Linked DNA regions of Homo sapiens: regions 2, 3 and 4 are each linked to region 1. The links are chromatin contacts, found by Hi-C or POLR2A ChIA-PET in ENCODE. All regions are on one chromosome and are shown on one strand. Each heading gives the region's core, a stretch centred on a gene start or an enhancer-like site at or near the end of the contact. The rest is flanking DNA. Distances are from core to core; before and after follow the strand shown.

Region 1 (3,209 bases), core at 529-3,028:
TAAACATCTGGCCATTTTACTACAAGGAGCTTTCCTTTTCTTGATTTGTTCCACAAATACCAATTAACTATCTACTCTTGGAGTCAGACACCAAGCTGGAAAACAGGCAGAACAGACAGTCTTTGCCCTCTCCAGTTTTCAGTCATGGCTGCGGGAATGGGGAGGGCCAGGATAGGGAAAGCATAGGCTGTTCTGGAAGGAGAAGGAGGGAAGGCTTCCTGGAGGAAAAGATAGTAAGGTAGAAACCTGCAGAGTAAGTTGGAATACTCAGGGCAAAGGGCATTTGGGAAGAAGAATGTTCCAAGCAGGGTAAACTGCACGTCCCCCAGTCTTGAAAAAGCACAGGGTGGAGCATAGGCAGGGCGGAGACCAAGGATCTTAAGAAAGAGCTGAGGGCTTTATAAGTGGAAGTCTAGACTTGAGCCTGGGGGGGCAACTGGAATTTGGGGTGGTGGTGTGTGTGTGAAAGTTGTCAGTACCAAAACAGAGTCACTTACATCAAAACCAAACTAAATGGTGCTCCTGTAGTCCCAGCTACTCCAGAGATGAGGTGGGAAGATCACTTGAGCCCAGGAGTTAGAGGCTGCAGTGAGCTATGATCGCACTATTGCACTCCAGCCTGGGCAACAGAGCGAGATCCTGTCTCAAACAAACTAAATGGTGCTGGGAGGCCATGAAGTGGGGGGCCCTCATCAACGATTTGCCTGGTAACAGGAACTATTATTGCAAAAGATTCCACCAAACTGCAACCTTGCACAAAGAACCACAACCTTGCACAAAAGCCATGATATGAGGACATCTGCCCAGCAACTGCCTGTTCAACTTTTGGACTGAAGCCACCTGTATTAATTCTTGTAACCAAGTATTATTATTTTAAAACGATCTGGCCGGGCGCGGTGGATCACGCCTGTAATCCCAGCACTTTGGGAGGCCGAGGCGGGCAGATCACGGGGTCAGGAGATCGAGACCATCCTGGCTAAAACAGTGAAACCCCTTTTCTACTAAAAATACAAAAAATTAGCCGGGCGTGGTGGCGGGCGCCTGTAGTTCCAGCTACTCGGGAGGCTGAAGCAGGAGAATGGCGTGAACCCGGGAGGCGGAGCTTGCAGTGAGCAGAGATGGCGCCACTGCACTCCAGCCTGGGCGACAGACCGAGACTCCGTCTCCAAAAAAAAAAAAAAAAAAAAAAAACAAAAACAAACAAACAAACAAAAAAAACAGTATATGCAATCCTCCTCGTTTTGCCTTTAAAAGCCTCTGCTTTCCTTTGCCTCCCTGAGTACTCCGCGTCCCCACCCCTTGGGTGCCATGGCACATTTATTCCCGAATTGCAATCCTTCTGCTCAGTCCGAAATAAACTCAATTGGAGAATCTCTGTGTCCTTATTTGAGGTTGATGAAGGTATCTTACAGTTGTGGGAATGATTATCTTTCCGGGGAAAAGGGCAAGAGAGGATCAAGGGAAAGTGAGAGGAGCACCCCCGGAAGGTCACAGCCAACTTTGGTCCCATCATCAGGGCTGCAGTTTTCTGGGCGTTACTGGAACAGCGTCATTAAGCAGGAAGCCCACCCTCTCCTAGCTGGCTCATTAGGAGCTTCCCATTTCTGGTGGGACCACCTCCCGGCCTGGGCGGGCAGAGGGAGCACCCTGCTGGTCGGAGGATGCTCCGAGGCCCGACGCTGCTCCCGGCGGGCTGTCATCCTCCTAGGGGTCGGCCGGCCGGCCTGGAGCCGCCCCGCCCACGGCCGAGGTTTCGGTTTCCCTTGGGAGCCCCGCCCTGTGTCCCGGGGAGCCGGAGGAGGTGGAGATGAATGGCGGGCGCGGCGACCGGGAGCCGGACCCCTGGGAGGTCGGAGCTTGTCGAGGGATGCGGCTGGCGCTGCCCGGAGCATGGCGACCGCGTGGCTGAGCTCTTCTGTCGCCGCTGCCGCCGCTGCGTGTGCGCGCTTTGCCCGGTGCTGGGCGCGCACCGTGGCCACCCTGTGGGCCTGGCGCTGGAGGCAGCGGTGCACGTGCAGGTGGGGACGATGGGGACGGGGTTCGCCGCGCGGGAGTTGGGGGAGCCAGCCCAGGCATAACGGCCGAGGAGGGGGCGTGCCTGGCCGTGGCCAGTGGCGGGTTACAACCTGGAAACCAAAGGTGCCCCAGAGGGCGTCTAAGCGGTCGACCGAAAGTTCAGAGCGGGAGCCTGAGACCCAAGGAAGGGCAAAGGCGAGCCAAAGCCATCAGTTGAGCTTCAGAAAAGGTGGGTTTAGGAGTGAGAGGTTGGGAGCCCAGGCTGGTACCCAGATGTCCTTGACCGTGTCCACCATGGCCGATCCGCCACACTGCCATTGGGCTGGAAGACAGTCTGCCTTTTAGTTAACAGAGGTACAAACTCTCCCTCTTAATAAACAGCCCTGTGTAGCTCAGAAAGCCACACAGACATCTCAGGTTTACTTAATCTGCAGTCCACAGAAAGGGCCTGTGAACTTTGAGCTGAGGACGGCCTGACTGCCCTGGGAGCAGCCTCAGCTGTCACTACCTACCTCCTCTCCCCTCCCCGGCCACACAGACACTCCCATTCCTGCTCATAGCAGCCCTGGGTGAGCCATTATTATTACAGCCATTTTATAGGCCACAAGAGGAAGGCTCTGGAGGCAGGGGCAGGCCTTGAACCCAGGACTCCATTAGCCAGATGCCCCCAACAGGGCCATTGTCACCGTGGAACCCTTACCCATGCATAATCCTAACAGTGCCCCAGGGGCTCTGGGCTCCTGCTCCAGCTTCCCAGCTGACTTTTTCTGTGGCTTCTCTCAAATCCTTCTCTCTCTCTGGGTTTCATGAAGCCTGGGTGAGGTAGGCCCTCATGTCTGACAGCTGTTGATCCTACCACTTGTCTCCAAGAAGTCTTCTGTGATGAATTCAGCCCCATCGTGAGCCTTTCTCCGGTACTGCATGACTCCAGACCACCACACTGTGACAACCTTGGAACTCCAAGGTGAAAAGGGGATCATGGGGGACAATCCAGTGGAGTCGTGGGCTCAAGACCTGTCCCTGCCACCAGACCCTTCCTTTTTTTAACGTATGAAATGGCTGTAATTATAATAATGGCTCCTTGAAAAACTGTTATTCAGAATTAACAAGGCTGCTTTCCACAGATCTGGCTCAAGAGTCTCACCCATCCATTTGTCCATCCCCCTACCCACTACCTACTGTCAACTTGAAGT
Region 2 (3,209 bases), core at 410-2,909, 2.0 Mb before region 1:
ATATTATATATACATATATAATATATATATTATATATACATATATTATATATATTATATGTACATATATTATATATATTATATATATATACTTTTTACTTCATAATTCTTAGCACTTAGCACAGTAACAGGTATATAGCCAGTACTCAGTAGATGTTTGTTGGATGAAAGGTCACAGGCTGAGTGCTAAGTCCAAAAAGTGAGCAGGATCAAAGTTTAATTTCTTGAATAATGAGTTCATACTTACAAGTCTCTGCTCTTTTAAAATTTCCCATTTCAACTATCTTTGGGCTCTGTCAGGGGCGTGGACAAGAGATAGGAGCACTAGTCTAGGAGTTAGGCCGCCTTGGTAAGAGTATTGGCTCTATCACTGTCTAATTTTGTCACCCTGAGAAAGCCATTATGCAGGGCTCTTTTTTTTTCTTAAGAAAAAATGTATTTTTTGCCCCTTTAAGAAAATAAATCATTTTTTATAGAAAAAAGTCAAAACCACTTTGATAAAGTGCTATAAAATGCAAAGGTGTCATCATCCTTGCCTAATTATACAACAAGCCCGTGTAATAAATGCTCTAATAATTATAACCGTACAAAACTAGAGGTACTGCAGTCACACTCATAGGAAGAGTAATTCTGATTAGGACTAAAGGGTTGGTTGTTCGGGAAGTTCTCAGAGATGGTGACATTTAAGATAGCATTCCAGAGAGAGAACGGGTAAGGCCATTCCAGGCAGCAGGAAAGCTGAAGCAAAGGCGGGAGCAGGGAGAACCACAAAAGCACAGTGTGCCTCCTGGGTACTAAGCAGAGATCGCGTGGGCTCCTGGACCTCACTGAGTGTTTGCAGAAGAAGCCGCAGAGCTACCTGGGGCCAAGTTAGGATCCTCGACTGCTTTGCTAGGGAATTTCGTAATTATACTGGAGGAGCGATCCACGCCTTAGCAGCAATCACTCACACAGTTTTCCAGTTTACGACGTGCTATCCCATCCCGTACCACATCTACTCCTTACAGGAGCCCTCAGAGACAATCAGGGATAAGTCATTGACTCATTCAACTGAGGCCCCGAGTGGTGGCTCTGACTTTATAATGCAGGAATTAGAGCAGAAAGAAGAGGCAGCGGGCGAGGAGGCCAATGATGGAGGCTCAGGCCACAGCCTAGGCCAGGAAGGCCGTGAGTCTGCAGCAGGGGCCAAGGCGGTGCGGACCGAATGATCTGAGCCTCCCCAGCCAGGCCCCCTCCTACTCACCCTCGCCTCCTCCAGGACTGACGTCCCGGGGGCGGCTCCAGGAGGCGCAACCCGGACCGGGCCGCCCCTCCTGCCGGGCCGGTACACTATATCCAGCCAGGTCAGACCCCACGGCGCTGAAGCTAGCCGAGCCCCTCAAAAGGCCGCCCGAGGCTTTCGGCCGCACATCCTTCTGGGAATTGTAGTTCCCATCCTCTGAAGCACCGCGTACACCCGCCCTCCGCCCTTCTATCCCACAGGACCCCGCGCGCAGAGGACTCAGTGGACCGGGGCCGAGAGCCCAATGGGAAAGGAAGTTCTAGATGACGGACGACGTGCGGGGTGAGGCTAGTGCAGGACTACATTTCCCGAAGTGCACCGAGGTGGGCAGGACCCGGAAGTGAGGGTGTGAGAGGCCTCTCTGGAAGTTGTCCCGGGTGTTCGCCGCTGGAGCCCGGGTCGAGAGGACGAGGTGCCGCTGCCTGGAGAATCCTCCGCTGCCGTCGGCTCCCGGAGCCCAGCCCTTTCCTAACCCAACCCAACCTAGCCCAGTCCCAGCCGCCAGCGCCTGTCCCTGTCACGGACCCCAGCGTTACCATGCATCCTGCCGTCTTCCTATCCTTACCCGACCTCAGATGCTCCCTTCTGCTCCTGGTGAGTGAGGGAATGACAGACCCATCGACAAACGCACGAACGGCCTCCGGCCCTCGCCCAGGGGGAACACTGCTACTCCTGCCCCTGCTTTTCCGTCTTTTCCTGCAGTGTTTTGGAGTGCACCCTCCCCCGCTGCCCTCACTCTCGCCTGTCGGCTTCCAGGCGCGGAGTCCCCGAGGCCTGAGAAACCAGTGTCGGGGGAGAATGGGAGAATTAGCCCTGAGGGACTGATACGTAGTCACGGCGTAGGAGCTTCCCCTTCTCCCCGAAGTCCGGGGGTTTCGGTTTCGAGGGCTAGTGGACCTGGTGGTAGCTTGAATCGGAAAAGACCAAGCATAGACCTAGCGTTCCTTCCCACCCTCTCCATTTGGGAAGAGTGTGAGGTCGACAGGTGCTGGGGTTGTGTGACTCTCACTGGGTCTAGATCCCTGAAGCGGTGCCCGGGTTGGCAGATCCCTCTGTTGTGGCTTGATGCGATTGGTTGGGAACCCGGAACTGGAGACTGGTTTGGATTCCACTGGGAGAATAGAGTTTGAAGGGTGGAAGGTGTGGTTACCTGACAATCTCAGCTCAAGGCCTCCCTCAAATCTTATTGCAACGTATTTCCCCATGGAAGCAGATTTCTTCTTCATTGCGCCTTATTTGAATATGCATTCATTCCTAACTGCCTAACCTGCTCAGCATCATCCCATCTTAAAAGAATCTTTCCCTAGTCCCTCTTGCCCCAGAGTACGTCTTGAGTGTGCAGACTAATTGATCCAGGCTTCAGGTCAAATTGAGACAAAAGCGAAGGACTAAACACGTATGGCAAAATGGCTTATATTTAATTGGGCTGTTAATTATAATGTAATATTTGAAAGTACCTTAATTGTAGTAGATTTTTAGAAATTCAGATTTAAACATTAAGAACTACTTTCTTTACAATTTAAGAAACGATTTAGTGACGCATATGAAGTCACACAGCTAGTTACAGGCAGAGCTGGGATTAGAAACAAGTCTCTTGACTTCCAGTGCTTATTCCGCCATATCCCATTAAATGTTTAATATTTGTGTTTGAAATAGTTCTTTCTTTTCTTTTGTCACTTGGACCTTTTCGGAAAAAGCACTGTAAAAAACTAAATGGCATGTCAAAGTACTTTTGAGAACAAAAAGTTGTGTATAAACATTGTAATATTAAATGATAGAGTGTCTTATTGCCACTTCTTATAAGTATACAACAGTGAATGACTTCTGTATCGAGGAAAATATTCTGTATAGTGTTGTTTCTTGGTGATTTCATTATACACTGTGATACATTTTTCCTTCTAGAAGTGTTAGAATAATACCATTATTAG
Region 3 (3,209 bases), core at 241-2,740, 1.5 Mb after region 1:
ACTCTCCTGTAATATCTATTCAAAACAAGACCCACTCATTTAAAATCCCTGGTAGTCTGGGAAACTGGGTGGCTTTCCAATGCTGAGCCCCTAGGCCGGTCTGAAAGGTCTCCTCCTCCTCCTCCAGGTCAAAACAAAGGACTGTGACCCTACCGTTTCTGCTCTCTAAAACTTACTTGCGCAGCGCCGCACAGCCTCCCACGTCTCTAGCTTCTTTGCTGCCCCTACAGACAGACATGTAGATCATTTTAAATTTAAGGCCTTCACTGATTTCCTTAGGGGAAACAGAGGAAGAGTGAACAGGAGAACCAACCTTAAGAAAAAGTGCTTACAGAGTTGCTGATCTCTAGCTTCAGACACAGCCCCCCTACTTCCTTATTTAGCCGTGCTTAAGGTAAAAGCCCACAACAATAGAAGTCAAAGAGCCCCTTCCTGAGGTGCTCTATGAAAATTTGCATTTCTGAGAGGCTTCCAAGGGGACTGACTCAAATTCATCTTTCTTTTCCCCAGGCTGGCAGTTAACTGCGGAACTGCAGGATAAAACGTTCAAGTGCTGGTGAAAAATAGGGACAGCTTGCAGATGTTGTAAAATTTGGGGCCGTGAAATCTTAACACTGCCCTCCAATCTTCTCACCCTTTTAGATGCTACCATGGACGTTTGTTTAAAGGCCCTCCAAAATGACAGTTTTTGGTTAAGTTCCAGGAAGATAGGGCATTATTTTAATCCAGTAGAAAAAGAAGAGGATATGACCCTACAGTGTGCCAGATAAAGAAGTTTAAGGACAAAACTTGCCCCTTGCTTCAATACTTCATGATATAATCGGACCTGTCGACACCTCAGTATACACAGCAATGAGTGTATAAACTTACTGAATTAATGTGGGCGCTGGATTCCGAGATGAGAAACTCTGAGGTGCAAACAACCACGGTATATTGTGGTTCCACGGAAGTTTCATCGGGTCCTTAAGAAGCCCTTGCTTGGCCTGTTTGAATGCTGGGCATAGGTCGATAAATAGAGCGTAGTTGTTTAAATAGTTTTACTTAAGTTCTGAAATCAACTCTACTTTAAATCTATATAGCTGCAGGTAATGTAATCAGGCCATCCTCTTCCAAGCTGGCAGCCATGGCAAAAGTCCCTTTCTCTTGGCGCGAATTACAAGGAAATTCAAGAAATACTTTAAGATATATATATGCCAAAGACCTGGAGTTAAGTTACTAGGGTGGGGCTGTGTAAATGTTTGGTGACTCACTAAAGAAAGTTGGGATCTGGGGTGCTGGCACCTGGAGGACACAGAAGAAACAAAAGTTGGGGGGCTGGCGAAGGTCGCTAGCACACTTTATCTCTGATTGGCGGAAGCCCTCAGAGTTTTCTTTATGGCGTCACCGAGTACCTGCCTGTAGAAAGGCCCCGTCTCCGTGACGTCACGCCGCATTGGCCAATGAAAGGCCTCAGTCTGCGGGCCCCGAGGAGGGTTGTGGGCCCTTTTTTGTGAATGAAGCGCCACGGAACAGCCCTCCTGGGGTCCCCACGAGCCGCGTCCTGCTGTGCCCCGGCGCCTACGCAGCAGCGGCCGCGGCCGCGGTGGGCACGCACGGTTACCCCGGGCAGCTCCGGCCGCCAGCTGCAGCCCCGTCGCCTCGGCCGCGCCAGCCGGCTGCGGGCACCTGGGGGCGGGCTGGGGGCGCCGGCCGCGGCAGGAGGCGCTGTAGCGAGGGCTGCGGCGCCGGTCCTGCGGCGGCCGCGGGAGGCAGCGGGGCAGGCGCTGTGGGCCGGGCTCCTCCTCCGGCTCCTGCGCGACCGCCTCCCGCCGGGCTCTGCCGGCGCCCGCCGTCCCCGCAGCGCCGCTCTGCGCCCGCCGCCCCGAGCGCCCGCGCGGGGCTGGCGGGAGCCTCGGCGGGCGCGCGGGCGCGCGGGGCCATGGTCGTGGCCCCCTGACGGGCCGCGGCCGCCTCCATGAAGCGGAAAAGCGAGCGGCGGTCGAGCTGGGCCGCCGCGCCCCCCTGCTCGCGGCGCTGCTCGTCGACCTCGCCGGGTGTGAAGAAGATCCGCAGCTCCACGCAGCAAGACCCGCGCCGCCGGGACCCCCAGGACGACGTGTACCTGGACATCACCGGTGAGCCGGCCAGTGGGCGCGCGGAGGGCCCCGGACGGCCGCACCCGGCGCGGGGCCCTGGCCCACCTCCCACCGGGCTGCCCGGGGCCTCCGGGGCCGGGCCGAAATGCCTTCGCCCCCACCCCCTTAAACGCCCCGGCCGCCACACCCCCTTTAGGAGCCTGGCTCCTGAGGAGCGCCCCCCGCCCCGAGTTTCTAGCTGCGTGGGCTGCGAGCTTTAACTTTAGCTTGTGCACCCTCCTCCACCAGCAAGATGGACCGAGGGTCACCTTTCTAAGTTGCGGGCGTCAGCCCGGCGCCTCGAACCTGCAGCTCCTCCCCGCGGGCTGCTTCTGAGTTCCTGTGGATTCCGCCTTCAGGGATTGCGAGCCCGGTTGGCCCTCGCGCGAGTCACAACCTCTGAATCAGCCCCTGAGGATTCCCCGAGCGCGCTGAACGCGCCTGGCACGGGAGCTGCCCCTTTTTGGCGTTGGCCAAACCCCCGCTGCTCCGTAGCCTTGGGACCCTGGGCGCCGCGTTGCCCGTCCGGCGCGTAAGCCCGAGCCCCTCTCCTGGGCCTCCCGCGCCCTGCCCCCTAGCGCGCCCCCCGAACGCCTCCGCCTCCCGGGGTCCGCTCCCCGCCGGGGCCTCGAGAAGGAAGGTGTCACGTTGGTGGCATTCGAGCCAGCCGGCAAGACGAATGTCCGGGTTGTCACTTTTGAGAAATCCCAGCCAGCCAGAGCAGGTAGCCAAGCAGCCCTTCGATAGCTGTTCTGTTAGTGCTGATTCGACTGTTCTTGGAGACTCATAAATCCAATTTGGCAGCTGTTAGGTTTGCTGGGATTGACAGTGACGCGTGTGAAGGCATTAAATGTGATGATGTATGTGGCAACGCTGTGTAAACAGCAGAGCTGTCCACGATTTTGAGGGAATTGGCAGTCTGTTTTCAGTGGCGGGGAATGTGTCAACCTCGGTGCGTGGCGTTATTAAAAACTGTTTCCAGCCCCTAGCCTTTGATAAACCAGGTAAGCTGGAGTGGCGAGAACATTAAGTGGAAGTGTTTAGACAAACACAGACGTTTAGGAGAAATAATATTCTAGGTTCATGGACAATCTG
Region 4 (3,209 bases), core at 248-2,747, 1.0 Mb before region 1:
AACAATAGGTGAGAGCAAAAATCTAAACTTGCAGATGTTCATTACAGTATTTTATGATTGAAAACAACCTATGTGAATGACAATACAATGACAGAATGAATCCTTATACAATCATAAATGAAAGACTATATAGCCATTAAAACTGGTATTTTAGAAGCATGTTTAAGGACAAGGGAATGGTCCTACTACTAAAGGGCAGGAAGTAAAGCTGTATAGTGTGATTACAATTACAGTCCTGTCAAGTGACCTTGTTTTTGTTCCACTTCAATGAGTTGAGGGGATATTTTAATATACAGAGCAGATGTGCACACTTTGCCTTACCCCAGGCCCTGAAAAGAAATGGAGAAACTTCTATGTCTAAAGGTGAGTGCTAAAACAATAACCAAATTTCTTATTTCCTCTCAATCTAAGTATGCTTTTACACAGTTTCTTATTAGATTTTAATTTGACTAGTGGGTAGGTATTATAAGGATATGGTAGTTAAGTTGATGGAACTCAGAGACAGAAAAACTTAAGTTAAAATCCTATCTTTGCCAGTCAGGCACTGAGTAATCCTGAGGAAGTCACTTAACTTATTTGAACCTAAATTTCTTCAACTTACTTCCTAAATTTATAACATACTAACAAACAGTACCAATCTCAGAAGGTTTGAGGGTTAATGAAATAACATACATAGAATACTTAGCACAGTGCCCAGCACATAATAAAATGTTCAAAAATTAGTTTATGCACTTTTTCAACAAGTATTTCTTTGGAGCTCCTATTACGTGCCAGTCTCTGGTCTAGATGCTAGACAGAGAATCAGAGCTAATGTTGAGACAGCTCTGGTAGGCAATACTGACACAGAACACAATATAAACCATATGCATATACAACAGTGAATGTTCATGGTACCTATCAGCTCTTTCTCCTTCATAAATATTCATACAGTTTTTCAACAATATGACTGAACAGACCTGGCTCAAGAACTTCACTACAGTAGCAGTAGGCACACACAGAAAGTATATTTTCAGTTCCAACCCAAATTAACAGTGTAGGGACACACCCAGTGTGTATATGTAATATCCCTAATAAATAAGTTAATATCTAATTAGCCATAAAATGTTCATGCTGGAAGGAATATGAACAGAAATATCAGATCCCAGCTCCTTTAGAGATGAAGAAACAGAAATGTCCTAACAGTTACATCAACATAATCTAGATTTATTCCAAAAGTACACAAAGAAAAAAAGGATTACTTGATAATCTACAGTGATTTCCACCCCTACTCCCCACAACCCCTCACGTAGGACAAAACCGAAAATTTCAACCTTTCCCTTTGGAAAGCACGAGTGGCTGTAGGAGAGACTGGCTTGGTTGCACAGATAATAAGGTGTAATAATGAACGTAAATGAAAGTGGCTGATCATCCTGGGCTAGGGGAATGACATACAAAACAGAACTGTGGTAGAGAAGGAACTGTGGTAAGAGAAGGAAGTGGTAACCACTCCCAGCTGCCATTGACTCGGGGCAGAGGAGAGCAATACCTGGGCCAGCAAACAGCGAAAGATCTGTTGGAGCCACAGTTGAAGAAATGAACTGATGGTCCTGGGCAGTTAGTAATTTTAGAAGCAGAAAGCAAGGCCTGAACACCTTTTCTCAGAACACAACAGTGAATGTAACCTGTGTAGGAAGAAAGAAAAAACCTTTAGGAGGATAGAGATAATTAGGATTGAGATTCCTGCCCTCAGATTCACAATGCAGAGAACACACCACTGATAAATGATGATGCAAAGTGCACAGATCAGAGGACAGAAAAGGGAGATTTCTCTGAAATATGACACCTAAACTAAGACTTAAGGAAAGCTAGTGAAGAAAGGAAAGTCATTTTAGGTAGAGGATATACAAAAACATTGTACAAAAGATGCCAAAATAAAAGTTTGAGCCAGGTGTGGTGGCACGCACCTGTAGTCCCAGCTATTTGGGAGGCTGGGGCACAAGGATCACTTGAGCCCCAGGAGTTTGAGGCTGCAGTGAGCCATGATCAGGCCACAGCACTCCATCCTGGGCAACAGAGTGAGATCCTGTCTCAAAAAAAAAAAAAAAAAAAAGAAAGAAAACAGTAAGGGAGTTTGGCAGTTTAGGTGATGTAAACAAAAACAAAAAAACTGATAAAATTCAACAGCTATTCATGATTTTTAAAAATCTTAGTAAACTGATAAAATTCAACAGCTATTCATGATATTTAAAAATTTCAGTAAATTGCAGAATTTAAAAAAAATTCTGAAATAATCAGATTAAATAAAAGGCATAAAAGTAGGCATTACATTTAATGTTGCATGACTGTCATTTTCCCTTGAAATCACAAATAAGAAAGAGATATCCATCACTACTTCTCAACATTGTATTAGAAGTCTGAGTGTAGTAAGTCAGAAATAAACAAAAGGAAGATAGACTGGAAAGACACAGAACTATCATTACTTGCAGAGGACAACTATGTACATGGAAAATCCAAAAGTGACCTACAGATCAACTATTAGAATCAATTAGTCAATCTAGCAAGGTCACTAATATAAGGTTACTCACTATACCAAAAAAAATTAAATTAAAAAATCATTCTTAAACCAGTAATAAATAGAAAACGTTTTTTAAAAATCTAAAAACTAGGAATAAACCTAACAAAAGACAGGTAAAGACCTCTGCAGAGAAAGCTTAAAAAATATTACTTATTGATAGAAATTACAAAGGAGATAAAATAAAATTTTAAAATGTATTTATAAATGGAGAAAAGTGACAAGTTCCTAACTGGAAGATTCAATACTGTAAAGAGGTCAATATTCCATAAAGTGATCTGTAGATTCAATAAAATCAAATCAGAATCCCCACAGGGTTTTTTTATTCAGTGGGAACTGACAAGTTGATTCTGAAATTTATATGGAAAAACAACATCGCAAGAATAACCAAAGCAATCTTTGAAAGACTTAACACTACTCGATATCAAGACTCCTAACATCATAATAATTAAGACAGTATGGTAATGGCACAAGGACAAATGGGCAAACAGAACAGAGATTACAGAGAAACAGACCCTCACATATACAACCTCTTGATTTATGATGAAGGTGATTGTACACTGGGGGAAAAAAGGTTTTACCAATAAATGGTTCTGAGTCAACCAGATATCCGTATTTTAAAAATAATAAAAATCTCATACCATAATAAATAACCAAC

What was found. A loop is a pair of places that touch in the nucleus more often than their neighbours do. ChIA-PET counts read pairs that join two places held with the same protein, here RNA polymerase II (POLR2A). Pooled maps may share reads with other maps.
Region 2: a pooled map shows a loop between it and region 1 (2.5-fold over the local background). The contact joins the promoter of ERP44 here to the promoter of TRIM14 in region 1. A Hi-C loop is called at or near these places in 1 of 37 single-sample maps with no recorded cell type and 4 of 50 pooled maps. POLR2A ChIA-PET finds 5 or more read pairs at or near these places in 1 of 52 experiments (activated naive CD8-positive, alpha-beta T cell).
Region 3: a loop to region 1 is called in a map of naive thymus-derived CD4-positive, alpha-beta T cell, with 16 times the contacts of the local background. The contact joins the promoter of CDC14B here to the promoter of TRIM14 in region 1. A Hi-C loop is called at or near these places in 1 of 168 maps with a recorded cell type or tissue (naive thymus-derived CD4-positive, alpha-beta T cell). POLR2A ChIA-PET finds 5 or more read pairs at or near these places in 1 of 52 experiments (T-cell).
Region 4: a loop to region 1 is called in a pooled map, with 3 times the contacts of the local background. The contact joins the enhancer-like site here to the promoter of TRIM14 in region 1. A Hi-C loop is called at or near these places in 1 of 37 single-sample maps with no recorded cell type and 2 of 50 pooled maps. POLR2A ChIA-PET finds 5 or more read pairs at or near these places in 1 of 52 experiments (naive thymus-derived CD8-positive, alpha-beta T cell).

What each region holds. Positions count from the first base shown.
Region 1 is chr9:98,117,791-98,120,999 of GRCh38, reverse strand. TRIM14 (tripartite motif containing 14) reads left to right here and starts at 1,778. Exons shown (of 6, transcript NM_014788.4): 1 at 1,778-2,018. The coding sequence starts at 1,812. It overlaps CORO2A (coronin 2A), which reads left to right. Exons shown (of 12, transcript NM_052820.4): 12 at 1-25. RefSeq lists a silencer at 1,845-1,944 and an enhancer at 2,255-2,304.
Region 2 is chr9:100,097,450-100,100,658 of GRCh38, reverse strand. It overlaps ERP44 (endoplasmic reticulum protein 44), which reads left to right and starts at 1,659. Exons shown (of 12, transcript NM_015051.3): 1 at 1,659-1,875. The coding sequence starts at 1,819. It overlaps INVS (inversin), which reads right to left and starts at 1,416. Exons shown (of 17, transcript NM_014425.5): 1 at 1,243-1,416. RefSeq lists a silencer at 1,143-1,352 and enhancers at 1,593-1,732, 1,743-1,812.
Region 3 is chr9:96,618,124-96,621,332 of GRCh38, reverse strand. It overlaps CDC14B (cell division cycle 14B), which reads left to right and starts at 1,490. Exons shown (of 14, transcript NM_033331.4): 1 at 1,490-2,114. The coding sequence starts at 1,955. RefSeq lists an enhancer at 1,839-2,339.
Region 4 is chr9:99,117,524-99,120,732 of GRCh38, reverse strand. All of the region lies in intron 1 of TGFBR1 (transforming growth factor beta receptor 1), which reads right to left. Among named protein-coding and RNA genes, the nearest start is that of TGFBR1, 14 kb to the right of the region's middle. Within about 2 kb of position 1,497, at least 7 of the 41 ENCODE cell types and tissues checked have a DNase peak (open chromatin) inside an H3K27ac peak, as active enhancers do.